2 separate regions of the Homo sapiens genome follow, and region 2 is linked to region 1. The links are chromatin contacts, found by Hi-C or POLR2A ChIA-PET in ENCODE. All regions are on one chromosome and are shown on one strand. Each heading gives the region's core, a stretch centred on a gene start or an enhancer-like site at or near the end of the contact. The rest is flanking DNA. Distances are from core to core; before and after follow the strand shown. Region 1 overlaps LINC01117 (long intergenic non-protein coding RNA 1117). Region 2 has its middle 210 kb from the start of MIR4444-1.

Evidence for each region. A loop is a pair of places that touch in the nucleus more often than their neighbours do. ChIA-PET counts read pairs that join two places held with the same protein, here RNA polymerase II (POLR2A). Pooled maps may share reads with other maps.
Region 2: a loop to region 1 is called in a pooled map, with 4 times the contacts of the local background. The contact joins two enhancer-like sites. A Hi-C loop is called at or near these places in 1 of 168 maps with a recorded cell type or tissue (A673) and 2 of 50 pooled maps. POLR2A ChIA-PET finds 5 or more read pairs at or near these places in 1 of 52 experiments (T-cell).

Annotation. Positions count from the first base shown.
Region 1 is chr2:176,640,273-176,647,364 of GRCh38, reverse strand. The region is part of intron 2 of LINC01117 (long intergenic non-protein coding RNA 1117); the gene reads right to left. Among named protein-coding and RNA genes, the nearest start is that of LINC01117, 6.1 kb to the right of the region's middle. RefSeq lists a silencer at 5,043-5,132. Within about 2 kb of position 3,489, at least 4 of the 41 ENCODE cell types and tissues checked have a DNase peak (open chromatin) inside an H3K27ac peak, as active enhancers do.
Region 2 is chr2:176,996,091-177,003,182 of GRCh38, reverse strand. No RefSeq gene overlaps it. Among named protein-coding and RNA genes, the nearest start is that of MIR4444-1, 210 kb to the left of the region's middle. Within about 2 kb of position 3,647, at least 2 of the 41 ENCODE cell types and tissues checked have a DNase peak (open chromatin) inside an H3K27ac peak, as active enhancers do.

The sequences.
Region 1 (7,092 bases), core at 2,240-4,739:
GTTCACTTATTTATTGAACAAATATTCCTTTGGTGGTTACGCTCTGCTGGCTATGGACTATGATTTGGAGATAAAGTAGACAGATATGGTATCTACCTTTCAGAGTGGGGAAGCTGTGTAAGGTTATTTGTTGGAGATGGATGAATGGATGGATGGGAAAATGTGTGCTGGGGTAAAAAAGGTGTTTCTCAGCCATAGGTCTGGTGCTCTGGTCTGATATTCCTTTAAGATAAGACCCTTGGTCTGAGCACATTCAAAGAAAGATATAGGTAGGTTCGCCAGGTGCGATGGCTCACGACAAACCCAGTGGCAGTAATTAGTCCCAACATGGGCCTGAAACTAGGTGCTAGTATGGAAGTCTGAGCTTCTAATGAAGGGGCTTTGAAGTGAGGTTTCCCACAATCTTAGAACCTATACGACATTATTGTTAGTATTAGCTTTCTGATAGAATCTGGAAGAAGAGGCTCTGGTAATAAAGGAAAATATAGGCCTAATATTTAAACATTTTTTAACCCAAAGTATTACTAAAAGATTGAAGGGTGTATGTATGTCTGACTCTATTGTTAAGAAGACACCTCTTGTTTCCAGTTGCTTGTATATTACCCCTTGGGAAGATATGACTTAGCAGCCCAAACTGCCTTTCACACTAGCAGGCTTCTTGATCTCTTTACTGTTGTTTGTTTGTCTTAATTCTACTCCCATTTGCCACGTATTCAACTGTTTAATACTAGTATTCTACCCCTTGTCTATACCCATGATGCAAATTGGGGTTCAGCCGTGAAATGATTGTTAGAAACAGTTAAGACTCAATGGAGGGGAGACTGGAGATTGTCAAACCTGCGCTCTCCAGAGCAGCCAGCAGAGCGCTTTGGGGATAGAAGGAGCTTTGGGCAGGGGTTCTGTCACAGAAGCTCTGTCAGGTCAAGCTGGTCGGTTGGAAATAATGAGTCAATCTAGCCAGGCCATCAGGGAGGTGTTAGGAGACATTCAGTGAAAAAAACTTCTACCAACTTGGATGTTTTCCATAAAAGAACTAGTTAACTAGATTTTCCATTTCTAGCTGGCTGCTTTGCAGTATAATGAAAAGGAATTTCCATATGATTGGGTTGATGGGCTAGCCATCCCTAACCCCACACAACCACCTGTGCCACATCACTCCTGGCTATCAAAACCACATACCAACCACCACCACCTACCCCATTTAAAAACAAAATCCTCATTAGAATCAACAAGAGAAAATAAACTTGCTTTGGAGGTGGTGGTATTGTTCATTTCATACATTCACTCAACAAACATTCACTATGAAACTCTTCGGTGTCATCTACTGAATAACTCTACACATGCAAGTTGGTAGGAAAAAAATGCTGCTGAAGGAACTCTTAAGGGAAAAAATTATCAAAGTTGTAGCATTACAAATACAAGTTTCAGCCTTGGGAGAATACAAAACCTAAAGAAAACAAGGCTGTTTTCCTCTAATGTATGTCACGGATGAGGACAGAGTGTTTCAGGTAATGCCACTGATGAAGATGATGAGCTGATGTGGATGCTGGTGCTGCCATTCACATGGTGAGGGCTCACTACATGCCTGGCACTGTGCACAATACATCGGTTATTTAATTGCTGTAACAAACCTGTTAAGTTGGACTCATTATTTCCATTTTACAGATGAGAAAACTGAGGCCCAAAGAGGCTAAGTAGCATCTAGCACTAGTGACATGTAGTAAATGGAGGAATCCAGATTGAACTTCACAGTCATCTCGCTCCAAAGCCCATAGCACTTTGCCTTCTTTCTAATTTGGTTGACTTGCTTTTGCTTGAGGCCATTTAATAGCCAAGTCAAAATCTAAGTGATTTTCACTCACACATGTGAGAACTGGGTGAATGCTTTTGAAGCTAGGTCTGGGGAAGACGATTAAGATGATCTGTTAACTGCATATTTAAATGCAACATTCCCACGTATTGTCTGAATCTTAGTAATATTTCCTGGGCTCCAAATCTCATTCTTTGTGTTCTCTTTTACATCAGACCTCTCCAAAGAGGTGCCACAGATGTAATGCTGCAGGTCCCAAAGGTGCTGCCCTTCATGTCCAAATGGCACAGCACTGCCCTAAAGCTGGCCCCTTAGCAGCTGTGACAGTCAGGGAGCAACCCCCACATGTGCAGCTTAGCAGGATGCCACCCAGAGGTCTGAGACACTGTCAGGGAAGAAGAAACAATGGAGGAGAAAAGAAGAGAAGGTGAGGGCAGCATAGACAAGAAAGCAAGGGAGAGAGAGGGAGAGAAAACTGCAAACAGCCATCTGCCGCCGCCTCCCAACTGGCCTCCCCAACCACAGGCCAGTCTCCTTCCAAGTCCCTCAGCAGAGAGCTGCATTCAGAAAGAAGCAAATGAGGGACGTGGAGGCAGAAAACCCGGAAGTCTTGGCTTGTCATCTGAAACGTTTGAACTCGGGCAAGCCATGAACCTCTCTGGGTCTCAGTTTCCTCATCTGTAAAAATGAAATAAGGATAAGGTCCATTTCACCAAATATTGAACACCTAATGAGATCATGTATTTTTAACAGCTTTATCGAGTTGTAACGGACATATAATAAACTGTACATGTTAAGCGATGATGCATTTGAAAAGAAGCATTTGTAAACCATAAAACTTTCATCTCTACCAGGCTCAGATTCCCACAGTAGCTCCCTAATTTCTTTAAGCCATTTTCTGTCTGGTTTTTAGGAGTCTTCATAACTGGTCTGCACCTTATCCAGCCACCTCATTTCTCACCATTTTCCACTACAGACTCTGATAACAATGAGGCCAGCCTTCTTCATTCAGCATTCTCTCCACTGGTTCTTCCCTGGAACACCAACAATGACCACCAAGCCCCTCTGCTCATCTTCAGCATCTTCATTCTCCTGCATTTGTTCAGCCATTGAACCCTGAACACTCTGACAAACACTGTCCTATGTACTGGGGATGCTTCTGGGAGCAAGAAAGACAAGTTCACTGCCATCAAGGGCCCTCCGAGAGCTCTTGACAGTAAACAGGGTGTTCCCCTGCCAGCATCCTCCTCCCTAGGTGAATCCTCCAGCTCTGATGCTCTCTCCTCTATGATTTCTCTTTTAATTACCATTAACTCATTATCTTATCTTTTTTCCTACAGCTCTTGTAGGCTGTTTCGTATAATTTAGGGTATGATTTTATTTTTTAAAATTCTCACCTAAAAAGCACCACCCAGGAAACTGTTTTTTTTTTTTTTCCATATTCTTATAACCCAGAGTAGACATCAAATGCTTGTTGATTTCAGAAGAGCATATCAGAAAAGCTGGGCACATGTGAGAAACTTTCCCAGGGAACAGGACCCACCATTGCCCCTCAGTGGCACCTGTATGGTAGGCTGGTCGGCCCTGCTGGGAGGGCGGCACTAGTGAGGACAGTCTGATTCACGGCTTGTCCAAAGCCAACCACAGGGGAAGCCATGCTCAAGGACATCTTCCTGCTGCCGGCAAAAGACGAGTGTCTCCTAGCAACCAGCTTCCAGTGGCTTCCTGTCCTGGGAGCCTCCCTGTGCTCACTGCTTTACGTCCTGGGGTTTTGTATTTTGGCCTTGCTAATCACTATTTTTATTCTAGATTCTGGAAATTGAGGAATAAATGCAGGCTAGCTGCTGACGTTCAAGCGGAGACACTATTTCATTCATAACCTCCTTTCAGCAACCACTCATGACTTTCATGGAACGGAATGTTTGGTCTTAGTCTAAAAAGGGTAAATATATTTTTTAAAGATTCCATTTATATCAAGACAGTTGGTTTGAAAGATACATAAAAAAGGAAAAGCACACATTCTTTCCATCAAATAATCAAAAAGTACTGACCTTTTCAAAACAGATACACTATCATTCAAAACCTGTTACAGCAATAAACTCTAACTTGGCAAGTTCACAGATGCAGAAAGAAAGGCAAGGCAAATTTGAAGAAAATGGTTCAAAGGTCCTTGAAAGTTGTGGTGGCTTAAAATTATGTCTGCTGCAATATGGATTGAGCATTTATTTCCTCCATGTTCTTCCTAGAGAGTCTAACCTCAGTTTCAAGATATACAGTGCTACATTTTTATTTTGGTGGGATTGAACTCTGCAGTTCATGTTGCTTTTTAATGTTTTCTCTTGTTTTTATCAAATATTCATCAATACACAAATTCCTCATCTGTTAAAAAATTAATCAGACTTCACAGTGAAGAGCTGGAAACTATAAGTATATCCTTTATTCAAAAAAACCCATAAATTTAATTTAAGGTGTGATTACTTTTCTCTTTCAATAAGAAAACTCAAAGACTTAAGGTGAGTTGAGTGCCCAGAGTTAAATGCATGAGAGGGCTGGTAAACCCCAGAACTCTTTTCCAGCAAAGCCACCAAAGCCTGGTACTGCCTGGGGTTCCCTGAGCAGCAAGTTGAGGTTTGGAGTCTGCCACTGCTGTATTTATGTAGTGAGCTCGGTCTCTGCAGACTTGTGAGTTCTTTGGAGGTATCCCTCAATTCCTCCCCCCATTTCCGTCCCCCTGTCCCAGCAATAACAGCCACAAAGTCATAAGTCCAAGATTAATTCTAACTGTTTTGGCTGTAGTAGACTCTCTCTAAACCTAAGAATGACTTCTGCCTTCTCAGGGATAGTATAGGATTTACCAGGTGGAGCCAGTGACTTCCATCTTTTCAGCATCTACTTTTGAAATTTATCCTTGGATGGAGTTTTTTTTTTTTTTTTTTTTGAGACGGAATCTCGCTCTGTCGCCCAGGCTGGAGTGCAGTGGCGGGATCTCGGCTCACTGCAAGCTCCGCCTCCCGGGTTCACGCCATTCTCCTGCCTCAGCCTCCCAAGTAGCTGGGACTACAGGCGCCCGCCACTACGCCCGGCTAATTTTTTGTATTTTTTTAGTAGAGACGGGGTTTCACCGTTTTAGGATGGAGTTTTTAATAGGGGGTGTTGCACATTCCTTAGAATAACTCACAGGCTCCTTAGCTTCCTCTTTTGGGGTTCTGTACATATTTGTTTCAGGGGTACAGAATGAATCACATGGCTACAGCAGAGCACTCTTGCATGACTCTTGCTTACTCATTAAAGAAACTCGTACATGAATCAAGGCTTTCCTTATGGTCTCAGGCTGTTCTTCATTCCCTGAAATGGTCAGAACACCCATCAAGTATCTTGGAAGAATGCATATCTTTAAAGGCCATAAAGAAAGAACGTTTGGTTAAAAGGAAAAACTGCTCTGCCACCCACTTGTCTGAGTTCTCCTTTCTTCATCTTTAATCAATATGTACATCTGTTCACTTGATGTTTTAATACTAGTTGAGGTAAATTCAGCTTCATCATGTTTTTCCACAGAGGGGAAAAAAGTAACCCTGACTTTTCCTCTGGGCCTTTTCAAATATCTACATGTAGTGGTGGAATGAGCGGAGGACAGGAAAGACCCTGGGAGGCAGGCCTGTGTCTCACCCCACTGGGCCTAGTATTCCAACCACCGCACAAGACTAATTCAAGAATAATAGGCCTGGGTTCCAGCCTTAATCATTTCCATTTTCATTATGGTTTACACATTAATTGTAAATGACCAGATTGATTAGGGACTCTTTAAAGCCAAACAGATTGGGAGGCAGTGCAGGGTAGTGCTAACTGTATATGTTTGACATTTCCATAGACCTGGACTAAACATCCAGACCTGTCATTTACTAGCTGTGTGACCTTGGGAAAGTCACTAGGCTTCTCTGAGCCTCATATTTTCCTTACCTATACAATAGGGATTGTAACTACCTGTATGAAAATTAGTGTGAATAAAATGAAACAATGTATGGAAAAGATTTCGCATAGTGCCTGTAACCATCGTTTATTGAATAAAAGACTGTAATGCATACTGCTCTGATATGTGTGGCATACTGTCTTACCAATTGTCTATTACTTATGTACAAAGCACTGTGGTAAGTGCTATAGAGACCCCTCAAAATTTCGGATGCTCTTTTCTCAAAAGCTTTATAACCCAATTGTTAATCAAGAAGACAACATAGAAATCCGTAGAAAAAGTAAAATTGCAGTTGGATAAAACTTCTCTTGGAGTGCTGCCCACTCTCAGTAGTCAAGTCCACACCTGAGGCTGAGAGTGCTTCAGTCATTGCTTCATGGGTCACACCTGAACCAACTAGGGCACTCAATGAAATAACATCCAATATTCATCCAACAAATATTGATTGACCTACTATGTGCCAGGCACTGTGCTAGGTGATGGATATGTCAGTCTTCCAGGAGTTTGTTTTAAGAAGCACTCAGGGTCTGTTTTAAGCATTTCATATGAATTAACTCTTTAAACTTTTCAACAAAACTAGGAGGGGGGGACTAGCATCAGTCTCATTCTACAGATGAAAAAACTAATCACAGAGAGGTTATATAACTTGTCCAGGGCCACACAGTAATAGACAGCAGAACTGGATTGGAAACAAGCAAAGTGGTTCTAGGGTCTGCCCTGGTATCACCAATACCTTACTGCTTTGTAACAGCACGTTTTCTTATGAGGAGACCATTGCATGCTTCTGGTGTGGCTCCTTTACTCCTGTTTTTGAAGATCGATTCTCTAGATGAAAAGATTGAGGCTTCACTCTTTTCTTTCCTTTCATCACTGAAGACTTGAGAAGGGACTGTGAAGTCGGTGTGGACACTAGTTAGCCCTCCATTAACACAGCTGTGTGCCATCAGTTACCATATTTAAGCCAATCTCTTGGAGTTTTGAATAAGAGTTAAAAACATACTTTGATGCATTAAATGGATCTGCCTTGGGGAGGTTTACTTCATAATTGAACACAATAGATTTTTAACTTGAAAGCTACTGCAGGCTTTTAAGTATTATTTAAATTGTCCCAGACACAAATTACTCATAAAATTGAACTGTCACTTCATAGCAGAATGAAAATTAATATGTTCCTCTTGATTCCTGAACTTGAGCATAAATTCCCTTATGCAAAACACTCTGGAATTTGGAGAGCTAACATCAGAACCTTTTTCTCTGCTCCGTCTCATATCTTGTGTCTCATGTGGTAAAAGGCAAAGAAAACAAGCCGTCAGTA
Region 2 (7,092 bases), core at 2,398-4,897, 360 kb before region 1:
TCATGAATAGTTTAGCACCACCCTCTTGGTGATGAGTGAGTTCTTGCTCAGTTAGTTCATGCAAGATCTGGTTGTTGAAAAGTCGGGACCTCCCTCACATCCTTCTTGCTCCCACTCTCACCATGTGATGTGCTTGCTCTGGTTTTGCCCCCCACCATAATTACAAACTTCCTGAAGCCCTCCCCAGAAGCTGAGTACATATTGGTGCCATGCTTATAACCCCTGGGACAATTCTTTGAGGGTGAGGTACTCTGTGATGTTAGCATCTAAACGTAAGGAAAGAATACCATCGTCTCCTTATGTATTCATAGCAACACAGTGCAAGCCAGCATAATGCATTTGTCTTCATGAATTCACTATGGTGACTTGGGGAAATGTGGCTGCTAAGTACTTGCTTCTAGTATGGATCAAGGCAGTTATTTTGTGAAAACTATCAGAAGACCAAAAAAATTGAAAGACAAAACATGAGAGAAAGATGAACTAACCTAAAGTAATCAAATATCCGTGAATAACAGACACCTCAGGATGGTTGTCCTGAGTTTCTGCTGCAAAGTGCTTGTCTGCAATACAGCCTGCAGAACTGTGAGCTGATTAAACCCCTTTTGTTTATAAATTACCCAGCCTCAGGTATTCCTTTATAGCAATGCAAGAGCAGCCTAATATACCCCCTACTATCCAGAACCTATGAATATATTACCTGACGTGGCAAAAGGGGCTTTGCTGATATCATAAAGGCTAAGGATCTTGTGATGGGTGAGATTATCCTGGATTATCCAAGTGGGCCTAATCACATGAGTCCCCCAAAATGGAGAACCATTCCTTGCTACGGAGAACCTGGGAGATGGCTTTGTGAAGACTCAGTCCACCATTGCTGGCATTGAAGATGGAAAAACAGGGCTGTGAGCCAAGGAATGTTAGTAGCCCCTAGAAGTTGGAAAAGGCAAGAAAACAGATTCTCCCCCTGAGCCTCCAGGAAGGAATACAGTTGTTGACAACTTAATCTTAGCCCAATAAGATTTGTGTTGGAGGTTTGAACTACAAAGCTGTAAGATAATACATATGTATTGTGTAAGCCACTAAATGTTGGTAATTTGTCATGGCAGCAATAGAAAATTAATACACCAGTACTATCCAGTTATCTATGATAATGAGAGGGTAGAATAAAAAATAATTCCAAATATGTCTAAATACTATATTTCCTAAGCATATTCCTTATTTTAAGCATAAATAATAATATTATTAATAGACAGTTTTTCTTGATGATGTCACTGAATAAATAATAAACCCAATATTTAAAGAATATATGTTTGAAGGTGCCAAATTATTGGCATACACTGGGTCTTAGCTTGGAAACATGGAGAAGTTTACCCAACATTGGTTCAACAAATTCAACTGATATGAGCACTTCATCCCAGAGGGCTTTCATTAGTAATTATTTGGTAGTCTCTGCTAACAAACTAGTGAGCCAGGTATGGCTATGAGTAGAAATATGAATCAGGATGACAAGCTCAAAGTTTCTAGGTATTCCTAGGAAGTGAGGTTGATGCCACAGCAGGTGACATTCTTAGAGATGAATGACCCTGGGTTTGGTCTGCAAAGATGAGTGGGAGGGGCCAGAGGGAGAAAGAGCCAAGGCAGAGGGACCCAGAGTGCAGAAAGATGAATGTGAGGAATCCCAGGCAGTCCCAGAGAGTTCCGACACTCACTTGACCAGGCTGGGAGTCTCCCCAAACCCCCATGGTTGAGGCTTGGGAAGAGGCATCTTGGCAGTAGGTCTTATTCTCTGCCTACTGCATCTTGCCTTGGCCTATCCCAGGCTCTCTTCTTCCCACGCTGGTCCATTCAGCATTTGGAAACATTGGGGAAAAAGCTATTATTTATATAATACCAGCAAATGTTTTCTTTTGTTTTATAAAGGGAAGGAATATTTAATTAGTCCTTCTGTGGGCCTCATTACTAACAGTAAGTTACCTCAGTAGAGTGTAGAACTGTGGATAGAGTAAACTGAACAATATTCCTAAATATTGCATAAACTGATCATTTCTGACGAACCAACTTGGGCTTAGGAGGGTGGGAAGGTACGTCCACACCTGGGATGGAGGAGAAAATGAATGAGGACGGAGACTCAAGGGAAGGTAACCCTGGAGGGGAGTTGATGAGGACCTTTCTTAACTTTGACATTTTCTTCAGGGGAAGTCATGGCCTGGAGGTTCCTTTCCCAAGTCTGTGAATCTCAGACTTTGAGCTGTGGAGAAATTGCTAAACGTCGTAACTCATTCATTATCATATTCTTAGCTGGATCTGCATAGTAACTCATAAAGCTGTCTCCTAGCAGCTTACACGTAAGACACATAACTCACAGGATAGCTTCATGTACTTCATGGTTTCTGTGGAGTCTTAATGGAGTCTGCTTGATTCTTGAGCAAATCTGACTTTAACAACAAACCCAAGTCAGTCAATATCATTATCATCATCACACCACCATCAGCAGCAGCAATAATAACAAATACCTAACATTCCTAAAATAAAGGGCAGTTTACAAATACCTTTATATGTGTTAGCCCTTGTGCTGTTCTCACTCTGCTTCCTAGCTAGGTGGAATGTTATCAGGACACCTGGTCACCACCTGGTGTGAGTCAACCAAAACTGTGATGTTGAACTAACTATAAACTTAAATGAGATCTTTTTCTGAGGTTCCCTTTCTTGAACTTGCCTTGCACATTATGGATAGAAGGGGAAGTCTGTAGTTTAGCATAAAAACAGCAAGAATGGAAATACAGAAGAGAAGAAAAGAATTTTACATGTGTATGTTGAGCCCCTGAGTTTCTCTAGAGACAAGAGTGATTCAGAGTCAAAAAAGGACACACATACTTCACCAAGATCTAAAATAATCCCTGGGACAGTTCTTGGAGGGTGAGGTACTCTGTAATGTTTAGCATTTAAATGTAAGGAAAGAACACCATTGTCTCCTTACGTATTGATAGCAACGCAGTGCCAGCCAGCATAATGCGTCTGTCTTCATGAATTCACCGTAGTGACTTGGGGAAATGTGGCTGCTAGGTACTCTAGGCTCTAGTATGCATCAAGGCAATTATGTCCTGAAAACTGTCATAAGACTACACAAATTGAAAGACAAAACATAATAAGAAAGATGAACTAACCTGAAGTAACTAAATATCTGTGAATAACAGAAGCCTCAGGATGGTTGTCCTGAGTTTCTGCTGCAAAGTACTTGTCTGCAATATTTTAAAGACTTAATAGAATTTTATTTTAAAGCCATGACATTAGCACAGTTAAGCCAATCAATGTTTTTAAATAGCCTTTTAAAGGTGCCTTTTTAATTGTGCTCTGTGGGAGGGAAAGGCACATGAAGACTGAAAAACATCTAAAAATGGCTTAGTCAGATCTTTCAAAAATATTTGCAAAAGCACATTTTTGCCTTGGTTCGATTGCTGTAGAAGTGGGGTTAACGTATAAGATCTAAAGGGCTTATTCCCTGTGAAAAAACAAAGATTTAACCCTTGTGTAGGTTCATTCAGTTCAGCATCATAGCAAAATATTTGACATCTGCACTGGTTTCCTTTTGGGGCTCCAAGGAGTTGTGGTTTCTGTTAGAGATGGAATGACTATGCAGAAACTTCCCTTCCCTCCTTGGGGCCCAGGAGACACAGAGAACACTCATGTTGTTCCTTCTAGCAGTCCTTTAACAGTCTGAATGTTTGCCAGTGACCACTTTGGATTTATAGTTAGAATGTGTCCAAACATCTGGATAAATAGCAAAAAGTGCTATTAACTTTTTAACTTGCTTGCTGGCACAATGCCCATGTTATTTGCACAATTAGAGCGCATCTCCCTTTCTTCATAACTTACTTTTGTATGATGCTTTATTGTTTAAAAAATGCTTTCATATATATTTTCCTGTTGGGAGCCCCACAATAGTCATGTATGACAAGAAAGTTATTATTAGTTTCTGTTTTATAGATGTAGAAACTGAAGCTTGGAAATATGGAGAGGTTTACCTAAGGTCGGTTCAACCAATTCAACCAATATTTCATGAGTACTGTAGAATGCTTTATATATCCAAGGGGGCTTTCAAAAATCATTATTTTATAGTCCCTGCTAACAAAGTGGTGAGACACATATTTACCAAATCTTCTCACTTCCTTTCCAGTACTATGTCCATGAAATTATGGGTCTTTCGCATGACCTGTGGAATTATATGAAGAATTTACTTCTTTAAAAATTTTCAACCCAAGTATTTGTTGGTTTGGAGTTGCAGCATAAAGAGAGCAGAATGTACAGATAATTAGAGGGGGAATGAATTAACCAACAGAGAAGAGTATTTGGTCTTGCTTTTTGCTTTAATTATTTTTGATTATTTTCTTAAAGAGGAGTCATTTGGGGAGTTTTTTTTGTTTTGTTTTTTGTTTTTTGTTTTTTACCAAGCATTTCATTGCAGTGTTTAATCACAGTACTGTGTACTGCTGTATTGATCTGATATGCTCAGTTCTGGCCAGGGGCCATCAGTGTACACATGCAATGGAACAAACTGACCAAGGTAGAAAGACAGATTGGAGATGAGGGCAAGTGCCTGGAAACTGGGCTGCCATGGGCATCTGTGGCCAGGCTGGGATCACACTAGCAGATTTCAATGCCTTTTTACATGGCCTTATACTAGGCTGGTCCTATTAGCACATGACATGCTTAATGGTTTGTTGTTTTTCTTAATTTCCTGGAGAGAAGATCCTTTTGAAAACTCCAAATTTTTCTAAGTTTAGCTAAGAGGTTCCTCTTAGCTAATGTTCCCCCCCACCCCCCCCCCTTACTTCTCAGTTAGTTTTGATTAAGGGTCCTTAAGGAGAAGTTCAGAGGAACCAGAAAATGGGAGTGGCTGTCAGGCATGACATGTCAGGCTTGGTATAGTATTGAAACCAAGGAAAGAGTCTGTGCTAGGGCAGAAGAGTGGGGTGCAGTCTCCCAGAGCTGAAATAGCACCTTAACTCTGCTGCGTGATCCTTAGACATTTAATCTTTCTGGGACTCCGTTTCCTTAAAGTAAAATTGAGGTAATGTGCATATTTTAATTGGCTATTAATGAAATAACATTATGTGAAGGGTTAAGCAGAGTCCATGACATACAGCAGGTACTCAATAATAAGAGCAGCTACTACTACTATTACTGTCACTGTCACTACCACTAGTGTAATTGGGGTCAAGAGAGCAAGAAACCAGATTAGCTCTGCTCCTCTCCCTTTTCCACCCTCTTGCATCCTGTTATTATGAGTAGAAAGGGAAAGCCCTTGAGGCAAAAAATCACAGTTAGAACCCATGCCTCAAGTATTTTAGCTGAAGATGTAGGAACTGATTCCCAGGAACTACAAGGACTTTACTAATGGTATTTTCAGATTGTTCTACTCTGCAGTCTACATTGGGCACTAGAATTTTAGACTCCAGATACGTTCTCAGTTGTAATTCAACTGTTCAGTTGCTGTGGTGAAATACCTTAGTTTTCTGAACTTCCTTTTGTCTTGTGCTAAATGAAAATGAAATATGTCTAAATCAAATCAAATTGGTAGAAACGTTTGAATGGTACAGGCCAAAGCATCCATGCATGATTCTCATGTGTTACCTCTGTTCCCTTGTCCCCACTGTCAACACAGGTTGCATATTCCTTTTCATTTGTTCTTTTTGTAATAAATGTTTTGGTATACTAAAGACACAACAGGGAAGTTCATGCTTTTATTTATTCATTTATTTAAAGAACTTTTCTGGGCACCTAGTACATCAGGCATTGACCTATTTAGGGAAGTGCTTGGGTTCTCCCAGGCATTGTAATGGGTAGCAAATGAATCACGGGTTCATATATGATCTGGCAGCATATGAACTTAGTCAGTGGAAACAGTGAGTCAGGAAGCCAAAAGGCAAAGTCCATCTCTGCACAAGGAGAGAGACTGAGCTGGGAATGATGCATTGTGGTCTGGGAACCTCATTATTAGCAAGTTGGAGACATACTGGAGAGTGTTCAGAGAAAAGTAACAGGGATGATAAACGGGCGGAAAGACTGATTTATGAAGACTTACACAACAAAATATGTATTCTTGGATCAACAAAGACTTCAGAAGAAATGTGATCACTATCAACTACTCTCTGAAGGTTGTGAATACCCCAGAGAAATACACGATGTTTAGCTTGATATTTGAAATGGTGACAAGGAATTACAGGATGGCAAATTTAACCTGTGGATCAGAGAAATATGAGGCTCACAAATTTATCTTATGCCTTATTGACAGAAAGTGGCATCAAAGGGCAGCATCCTTAATCTATTTTACCTTCAATCTATATTTCTGCAATTGTCATTATATTTAATCATTTGTTTTCTGTTTGTGCTCAGGGATTTTATGTATGTTTCCTATTTACATATACCTTCCTTGAAGATGTCAAAAATAAAATATTTGATTTTTTTTACTTTCTACTTCAAAGGCTCAAAGATAAAAGCAGTTAAAAACAGTTTTTTTTAAAACTGAGGTTTGCGTACTTAACCTTCGTTGAAGGTCATTGCCATAATGAAGGATTTTATTTCTATGGAAAGCCAAATGGGTGGAGTGACTATAAAACTGTTCTTTAGAGCCTTATCTAATCACAATTTATACACACACACACACACACACACACACTCACACATGCTATAGTAGAAAACTTTCAAGGGTATAAAATCAATTTAGGGGCAGAATCCAATCCCTTGCAATTTTATGTATTCTGGATTCCTACAAAAGGGGCCATTTTAGCTATGGGGTGGAAGCGTACAACTTCAAGGAACTAACCTGATTGGGGCCGGGCCTAGGATTCAGGCTACAGAAGCCCTCAGAAGATCTGGGTCCTGTGGACTGGTAAGGCTGCCATCAAATCTCTTGAAATATCTGTGGACTCCACAGTCCACATGGGTATCCAAGTGGTTTCTGGGCAGTGACTCCATGTCTGGATTGGAGCTGGGTTGGGTTACAGGGTGAAGGCACAACCCAGGCTAAGACTAAGAGCTCGGTTCATTTCCCAGCCACAGTGATTTGCTGCGGGGGGTCAAGGCAGGGGCCAGGAG